2 separate regions of the Homo sapiens genome follow, and region 1 is linked to region 2. A link is a loop called in an ENCODE intact Hi-C map of the cell type or tissue named here. Cell type or tissue: Caco-2. All regions are shown on one strand. Each heading gives the region's core, and the rest is flanking DNA. Links, peaks and the distances in the headings are about the cores only. Region 1 overlaps BPIFA2 (BPI fold containing family A member 2). Region 2 overlaps BPIFB4 (BPI fold containing family B member 4).

Region 1 (4,390 bases), core at 217-4,216, 82 kb before region 2:
TAGATGTGAAAAGATTGATTGAGGCCACTACTGGAGCCAGGTTCAGGGCCCAATATGTGATCAGAATCATGGATATCCATTTGAGACCAAGGTTGGGGCTCATTCTGTGACCAAGACTAAGGCTCAGTCAATAACTGGCATCAAAGCTCAGTCTGTGACTAGGATCCAGGCTCAGTCTGGGGCCAGAATCAGAGTTCAGTGATTAAGGCTCAGTGTTCAGAGTGTGACCAGAATCAGGGCCTAGCCTGGGATGGGGGCCAGGGCTCAATCTATGACTGAGATGAAGGCACAGTCTTCTAACACAAAAATAAGGGAAGCCACGCTTGACTTTTACTTCACCATAGGCCCCTGTGCATTGGGGCACAGAGACTGGCTCCTCACCAGCATGCACCACAGTGGTCCTCCTCATTCGTCCTCTTCAGATGAGGGTTTGCAGCTGGGTTTTGTGCTGAGGATTATCTGAAGAAACAAAATCAATAGCAGGCCTTAGTCTCTGCCACTGGAATTGAATAGAGACCAGACTCCAAAAGATGCCGCTCTCCAGCCGGTAACCTGACAGTTGTGGGACCCCAGGGATGTTGCTCCACCTCTCTGAGCTTCAGTTTGTTCATCTGTAAAGTGGGTACAATGACAGTACCTTCCCCACAGGGTTGTTGCAAGGATCCAGTGAGATAGTGTGTACAGAGCACAAAGTGACTGCCTAAGGGACTGGACTTGTGGCTATTTCCTTTCTTCTTCTTCTTTTTTTTTTTCTTTTTTTGAGATTGCGGTCTCACTCTGTCACCCAGGCCGGAGTGCAGTGGCATGATGTCGGCTACCTGCGATGTCCGCCTCCTAGGCTCAAGCAATCCTCCCGCCTCAGCCTCCCGAGTAGCTGGGACTCCAGGTGGATGCCACCACGCCTGGCTAATTTTGTATTTTTTAGTAGAGATGGGGTTTCACCGTGTCACCCAGGCTGGTCTCAAACTCCTGAACTCAAGTGGTCTGCCCACCTCAGCCTCGCAAAGTGCTAGGATTACAAGTGTGAGCCACTGCGCCTGGCTGACTTGTGGCTATTTTCATAGAAGGGTCACCTCCAGGGTCTTGACAGCTTTACTTACTCCATTTCTCCCCAGCAACCCCAGCCATGCCTGTAGACCCAAAAGCCAAAGGGAGCCCCCGGGTGCCTGTGGAGGGGAAGCCATGGCTCCCAATTTGCTTAGGACAGTGGGTCCTTCTGCTTCTCCAGGGTCCCCTGACCAGAACTGCTTATGGGGTGGGCACAGAGCTCCATGCCTGCCTCAGAAGGTCCCCACTTCCCCATTGACTTACCGACGACCTGCTGAATGACATTCACATCCAGGGAGTGGATGAAGATGCGGATCAGTGGACATATCTGACAGCGGAGAAAGGAGGAAGAGGAGGGTCAGGAGTAGGAGGAAGAACAGATCATTCTTCTCAGCTGAGAACAAATTGCTTGCCACCCACAGATGAGCTCATTTCTAGGGATCTTAGAATCTTTGAACCTTAGGATTTTATTTTGTTTTATTGTATTTTTTTTTTTTTTTCTGAGACAGAATCTCACTGTCTTGCCCAGGCTGGAGTACAGTGGTACGATTTCTGCTCACTGCAACCTCCGCCTCCCAGATTCAAGTGATTCTCCTGCCTCAGCCTCTCAAGAAACTGGGTTCACAGGCACATGCCACCATGCCTGGCTAATTTTTGTATTTTCAGTAGAGACAGGGTTTCACCATGTTAGCCAGGCTGGTCTTGAACTCCTGACCTCAAGTGATCTGCCCACCTTGACCTTCAAAAGAGCTGGGATTACAGGCATAAGCCACCGCGCCTGGCCTGAACCTTAGGATTTTAGAACAATGGGATCCCAGCAGTCTTAAATCTGGAAACCCTAGGGTGTTAGAATCCTAACACCTTAGAACACTAGAATTCTAGGACCTCAAAAATCTACATTCTAGATTGTTAACATTCCCATGTTGAACTTTGGAACCCTGGAATTTTAAAGGGTCAAATGGTGCCCTGAGGCATTTGCCCTGAGGTTGTAGAGCGGAGTATCTCTTGCTCCTGTGTGTACACAGTTCCCCGCAGATTGCAATTCAGCAGGTCTGGGGTGTGGCCTGAGATTCCGCATTCCTATCAAGCACCCAGCTGAGGCTGAAGCTGGTGGAGGATCGCTTTTGGAATATAACTAAACTCCGGTTCAGTGGGTCACAGAGCCATCCGGAGGATTTTTCTTTTATAAACCCACATTCCTGGGTCTGCTTCCAGAATGACTGATTTAGAATCTCTGCAACTTTGGGCCTAGTAATCCTGCACATGGTACCTATGGTTTTGGATGATGCACAGATGGAAAAAAAATTAAAACTATTTTATAAGTCCATTGATTGTATGATATGTGATATTAATTTTCTATTTATGATAGGGATATAAAGTTTTATTTTTAAAAATAAATGCTTCTAAAGAAACATATTTAAGTAAAATTGTGTTGAAGATGTTAGCTACAAAAGCATATTGGTAGTGCGTGGATATGGTGAGAGGCTCAAGTTTGGGACCTGGCAATTTCAGCTAATGTCAGGCCTCTGCTCTACCCTGCTACCCACCAGGCTGATTAGTAGAGGAGGAAGCTCCAGCTGACCTCCTAAGGAGAAGCTTTCACCTCCGAAGGAAAAGTGCTCAGAGGATACAGCCAGGCCTGCAAATTCCCCCACCTGCCCCCACCAGGCCTGGATCTGGGCTCCAAGGAGTGGGAGACTCACCTCCTTCTGCAGCAGGGAGGATACAGTGCTTTTCAGCGTGTTGATCACGCTATTCACGAACTTGTTGATGATTTGGCTGTGTCTGGAAAACACAGGGAACTATTAAAGTCTGGTCAAGTGGGCAAGAGATGGGAGAACTGCCAAAAAGTTGGGGGCGGTGCGGGAAATACTGTGGAGTCAGATAAACCCCAGGGACATGGAGACACTTTAACAGACAGAGCCTCCCATCCACATGGATCATCACTTAGACTCCCACATCTGACCAGCGGCTCACCCCAGTGCCTCATGAGATTCTCAGCGCAGAGACCTTATTCGTTCACTCATTCAACCCGTATTTACAGAGCACCAGCTATGCACCAGGAACCTAGCTGGGCCCTGAGGATACCGAATAAGTAAAGTACAAACATCCCCTAACCTGGTACCTAAACATTAAGGGTCCAAACATACCCTGATGTGGTACCTAAACAAATCTTGCCAAAGTTGGCTCCTCCCACCTTCAACTCTTAGTATAATTGCCACCTCCTCAGGGCACCCCTCCCTGACTGCTTACCTAAGAGAGAGCTTTGCTATCACAGTGCCCAGTTAAGGGTAATGCTTTCTGCAGGACTCATTTCCCTGGAGCGTTCTTTACCGATGGACTGAATTTGGGTTGGATTGGATCCAAAGTGCAAAGAAAAGCGCTGAGAGGATTTGGAGCTGTAGAGTGGTGTCATTTCACAGATGTGGACACAGATCCACGGCAGCTTAGCTTTCCCTTGGGTAAGCTCCGCAAGAACAGGGACCTTGTCTGTCATCACCAATCAGTTCTCCAGAGCCCAGAATGGTGCCTGCCTGGCACACAGCAGATGCTCAATACACTTTTTTTTTTTTTTTTGAGACAATGTCTTGCTCTGTCACCCAGACTGGAGTGCAGTGGCACGATCTCGGCTCACTGCAACCTCTGCCTCCTGGGTTCAAGCAATGCTTGTGCCTCAGCGTCCCGAGTAGCTGGGATTACAGGAAACCGCCACCACCCCCGGCTAATTTTTGTATTTTTAGTAGAGACAGGATTTTGCCATGTTGGCCAAGCTGGTCTTGAACTCCTGACCTCAAGTGATCCACCCACCTCAGCCTCCCAAAGTGCTGGGATTACCGGTGTGGAGCCATCGTGCCCAGCCTCAATACATTTTTGGCTGAAAGAATGAAAGAAGTGAACATACAATTAAATATATATTGAGAACTTGTGACGAGTGCTTTAAAGGCAAGAGTTAGACTCTTACGAGAGAGAATAGGAGGAGCCCTGGGAAGGCCCTGAAGGATGCAAAAGTCCATCAAAGTGGAGTGAGAAGAAGGTGCTCTAGGTAGCCAGAGCACCCCAGGCAAAGGTCTTAAGCTGGGAAAGAGCCTTGAGAAACAGCCTATCTGAGACATGGCACAAAGGCCACTGTATCTGGGCACAGTGAGTAAGGGGAGGGTACAGGGATACAAGGGTGGGGCCAGATCAAACAGAGCCTTCATGACCATGGGGAGCACTTGGGATTGAACCACAAGTGCAAAGAAAGACCCTGGGAGGATCTGGAGCCTCAGAGTGGTGCCATCTCACAGATGTGGGCACAGACCTAGTGCAGCAGGATGGCGTCCCTGAGGCTACTTGGGAAGAT
Region 2 (4,390 bases), core at 79-4,078:
AAGAGCTGGGTTCTCAAGTGTGAGCCACCATGCCTGGCCATGGTTCACATTTTAAGAGGATTCCTTTCTATGAAATAATTGTGAAAATTGTTGTATTTGTATCTGTCCCCTGCTAGGTACCAGGTACAAGAGAGCAGGCACCATCTGTCTCGTTTCCCCTTTCCCCAGTGTCAAGTAGAAAGCATAACACATAGTAGGTGCTCAATAAATATTGCTGAATGAATGATCAAGACTGGCTTGGCCACACACTGGGTATAGGCAACCTGTGAGAATAATATCAGCTAACACTTTGGCAGCCTTTAGGGTATGTCAGGCACTGCTCTGAGCATCTTACTAATGCCCTACTGCCATCCCCCTGTGGCAGAGGAGAAAATCAGTCTTAATTTCATTCAGTCATCACGACAACCCCATGTGGTATTTTTTCTCCATGTTACAGATGAGAAAACTGGGGCTCAGAAGGAAATGCCAAGCAAATTGTGCAAGGCCAGCAAGAGAGTTAAGATTCTAGTCTAGAGATAGGGAGTGACTTGTCCAAAGTCATGTAGCTGGAAGTGGTAAAGGCTAGATTTGGGTTAGAGCCTCTGGCCCCAAAGTTGGGCCCATAGTCATGATGGTGGAGATTGAGGGGATTTGAAGGGGTCTTTGGGCTCCAGGAGACCATGTGGCTCTGTCTTGAGGCCCAGCTGGAGGCCACCAGTACCTCCAGACACTCACCACGTCAATGAGGCAGATGGTAGTCTCCAGGTCTTTGGGCTGGGAGACCATGACCTCGGCAGTGGCCAACACCTTCACCAGCGCTTTGTCCTTCTGCAGCATCACAGATGGTGGGTTCAGCACCTGGATCCTGATGATAAGTGGGCAGGACTCGGGGTACTGCTGGAACACCTGTGGGCAGGCACCAGGCCAGATGGACAGGGCCCTTAGCATAGGAGGTACCCAGGGGGTTATCAGCCAACCTCTAAACACAGAGCACCGGGGTCTCATGTTGCTTGAGTCCAACAAACCACAGGCAAAGCCAATGACCCACTGTGAGAACTGGGCAAGGAGCTGCCCTCTCCAAGCCTTGCACATGGGGTTACTATGAGAAATAACTGTGATCATGCCGGCAAAATTCAGGCTCAATGCCTGACACCTGGAAATGCTTAAAACTTGGTACTGAGTGAAATGGGGTCTCCCAGAGATGCTGGCCAGGTGCTGAATGGACAGTCTTAATTTCATTCAGTCATTACAACAACCCATGGGGTATTTTTTTTTCTCCACATTACAGATGAGAAAACAGGGCCTCAGAGGGGAATGCCAAGGAAATTGTCCAAGGCCAGGAGGAAAGTTAAGATTCCAGTGCATGTCTGTGGGCTCAGAGCCCAGAGCCTCCCAATGCCTCTGAACACTGTTCCTGAAATGAGAAGTCCACGCCTGGGGAATCCCACAGGGAGGTCCCAGGCAAGGCACAGGCTGCCCCCGAGCCCGGATTGCTGGAGGGACTTGAGCTTGTTTGCTGCAGTTTGATTCCCTGAAAGCTAATTTACTAAAGGGACAATTCATAAAATGGCAGTTTGCCATATTTATCAAATGATTGACTTACCAAAAATACATACTTTAAGGAATATACTTCTTAAATATGTTAACTGACCATAGAGAAATGGGCAAAACCACAATATTACTTTCAAAAGAAACAGAAAGAAGTCCCCTCCCCTGGTGACTCCGTGCAGCCCAGGTCTCCAGGACACATTGCTGGGTCCAGCCTGAATCCCCCCTGCTGCAGTCCCAGCGCCACTGAGGACTCAGTCCCTATTCTACCCCAGCTCTGCTACTGCCTCATCATGTGACCTCTCTGAGCCTCTGTTTCCCCATCTGTAAATGGTGTGCTTCTCCTCTTTGGTCCTGTGGATAGAGGGAATGATCAGAACCAATTGAAAAAGTATATTCTGACTGGGCACTGTGGCTCATGCCTGTACTCCCAGCACTTTGGGAGGCCGAGGTGGGCAGATCACTTGAGGTCAGGAGTTCGAGACCAGCCTGGTCAACATGGCGAAATACTGTCTCTACTCAAAATATAAAATTAGCCAGGCATGGTGGTGCATGCCTGTAGTCCCAGCTACTCAGGAGGCTGAGTCAGGGGAATTGCTTGAACCAGGGAGGCAGAGTTTGCAGTGAGCTGAGATTGTGCCACTGCACTCCAGCCTAGGCAACGCAGCAAGACTCTGTCTCAAAAAAAGAAAGAAAAAGTATACTCTAAAAAACAATTTCATAAGCTGTAAAGTGCAGTGCACATAGGAAGTGACCCAGTAAATAAAAGGTCCAGTTGATTGAGGGGTCCACCTGCTGGCTGGAGCTGCCACTGTTACCACCCTAGAGAATGATCCTTCCGATGTTCAATTTGCAGCCACATGAGGGCAATAGTGACCACGTGTTGAGTTTGTTCTCCCCCTAGAGCCTTTGAATTCCACCCAGGACTAAACAGGGCAGGCAGAAAAGAGGTGAAAAATGTCTAAAATGGCTATAGATTGCAGCCATCATTCACACCTGCATAACACTTACTAGGTACAGAGCCCTTTGCTTCCAGGTGCAAGGTAATAGGCCCAGAACCAGACATGGGACCAGAACTGGGGTGGGAAAGGCCTTTGTTCCAACTCTATATGGTCACTAATTGGACAAAAGCACACTTGCTTTTTTTTAAAAAAAGAAGTAATGTGTAATTATTAACAACAGCAATAATAGTTCATGTTGATCAAATGCCTGCTCCTTGCCTTGGTGCAGACTCCAGGTCCACAGCCACCCTCTGAAGTGAGCATGGTTACCCCGTTTTCCAGATGAGAAAACTGAGGCTCAGAGAGAGGAATTGTGCATCTAAGGTCATATGACTGGGATGTGCTGACTCATGTCTGTCTGTTCCAAAGGCCTGGCTTTTCCCTCTAAGCAGCTGTGCACCCGAGTGTGCCTGGCCCGCGTTGACACCTTTACATGCATCATCTCATTTACCTTCCTATGATAACCTATGGAATAGGTATCAGCAGCCTTTTTTGACAGATGAGGAAGCTAAGGCTCAGAGATGTTAAGACTCTTCTCCAAAGTCACACAGCAAGGGAAGTGGCCAGGCTAGGATTAGGCCTATGCAGGCTGGACCACCTATAGAATTCAGGGTCTTTCCACCTCAACCCTCTGTGTCTTCCCCCGCCCCCACCCATGGGGGTCTAGCCTGCAAGCCCTTGTCACTGTCACTGCACTCCCAAGCAGGGGTTCGGGGGAGAGCACCCCACCCCAGCGCTGAGCATCTTCCCTTCCAATCCAGTTTCTCAAACAAGATAGAGAATGAGGCTGAAGGCAATGGGACCTGCCCACCTTACATACCTTGGGGATCAGGGCTCCCAGTGTGGCTGTGGTAAGTGGAGGAAGCTCTTCAAACTATAGGACAAGAAGAAGGGCCACGTGAATCCTGGAGGCTATCGGTACAGACAGGAGTTGCTAATACAGTGATTAAACTCCTACATGCTTTACAACACCCAGCAGGGCGTCTTCGTCTTCTCTCCCTGAAAGACCCCTGGGGAAGTCCTGCCTACCCAGCCATCATCACCATACGCAGATCACCGTAGCCAGTTTGTGGTTAAGTGACCTGGGCTGACTTAAGCTGACCAAGGAGTGTTTCAAAGAACAGCAGGCAAAACCTGAATATTTCTCCTCTAAAAATGTTATTCTTGGGCGAGAACGGTGGCTCATGCCTGTAATCCCAGCACTTTGGGAGGCCGAGGCAGGTGGATCACTTCAGATCAGGAGTTTGAGACCAGCCTGGCCAACATGGTGAAAATCCCGCCTCTACTAAAAATACAAAAATTAGCCGGGCATGATGGCACATGCCTGTAATCCCAGCTACTTGGGAGGCTGAGGCAGGAGAATTGCTTGAACCCAGGAGATGGAGGTTGCAGTGAGCCAACATCACAACACTGCACTACAGCCTGGGTGACAGAGCAAGATTCTGTCTCAAAAAAAAAAAAAAGAAAGAAAGAAAAAGAAAAGAAACAAATGTCATTCCTTATTAAAACAAGGAGACCAGCATCAAGTCCATTTGCATAACTCAGTGTCCACTAAATTCATGACCTCTGTCATATCCTTGAACCACCTGTACTATTATTTACTTAGCATTTTTAAATTGGCTTGCTTCTTAAGACCTCAAATACTCAAAATGGAAAGCCAGTACCACTTGACACAAAGAGATGGCAACTGTAAAACCAAATACAATAAAAACAAAATAATGCCATTACCTTCTGCATGGATATCATTGTCTGTGGAGAGCTTTGGGCATGAGCTCTGTTCTCTCTTAGTTTAAAAGGGGACAACGACAAGTGCAAGAGAGGGCTAACTATATACGGACACCAAGTGGAGACTTTTCTCTTAA

The links. Peaks named below come from ENCODE experiments on the same cell type or tissue, not always from the same donor. Only the 100,000 strongest peaks of a DNase experiment are listed, where the experiment ranks them.
Region 1: a loop joins it to region 2, with 5 times the contacts of the local background. A loop is called at or near these places in 2 of 110 quality-filtered maps.

Annotation. Positions count from the first base shown.
Region 1 is chr20:33,176,589-33,180,978 of GRCh38, reverse strand. BPIFA2 (BPI fold containing family A member 2) reads right to left here. Exons shown (of 9, transcript NM_080574.4): 6 at 2,751-2,832; 7 at 1,312-1,375; 8 at 382-459. The coding sequence ends at 419. Among named protein-coding and RNA genes, the nearest start is that of BPIFA2, 11 kb to the right of the region's middle. RefSeq lists an enhancer at 2,857-3,358. In Caco-2, for the core only: no CTCF peak of the experiment used is centred there; a DNase peak (open chromatin) is centred at 2,038.
Region 2 is chr20:33,094,112-33,098,501 of GRCh38, reverse strand. It overlaps BPIFB4 (BPI fold containing family B member 4), which reads right to left. Exons shown (of 18, transcript NM_182519.3): 12 at 3,349-3,402; 13 at 715-885. Among named protein-coding and RNA genes, the nearest start is that of BPIFB4, 17 kb to the right of the region's middle. In Caco-2, for the core only: CTCF peaks have their summits at 2,153 and 2,353; a DNase peak (open chromatin) is centred at 2,371.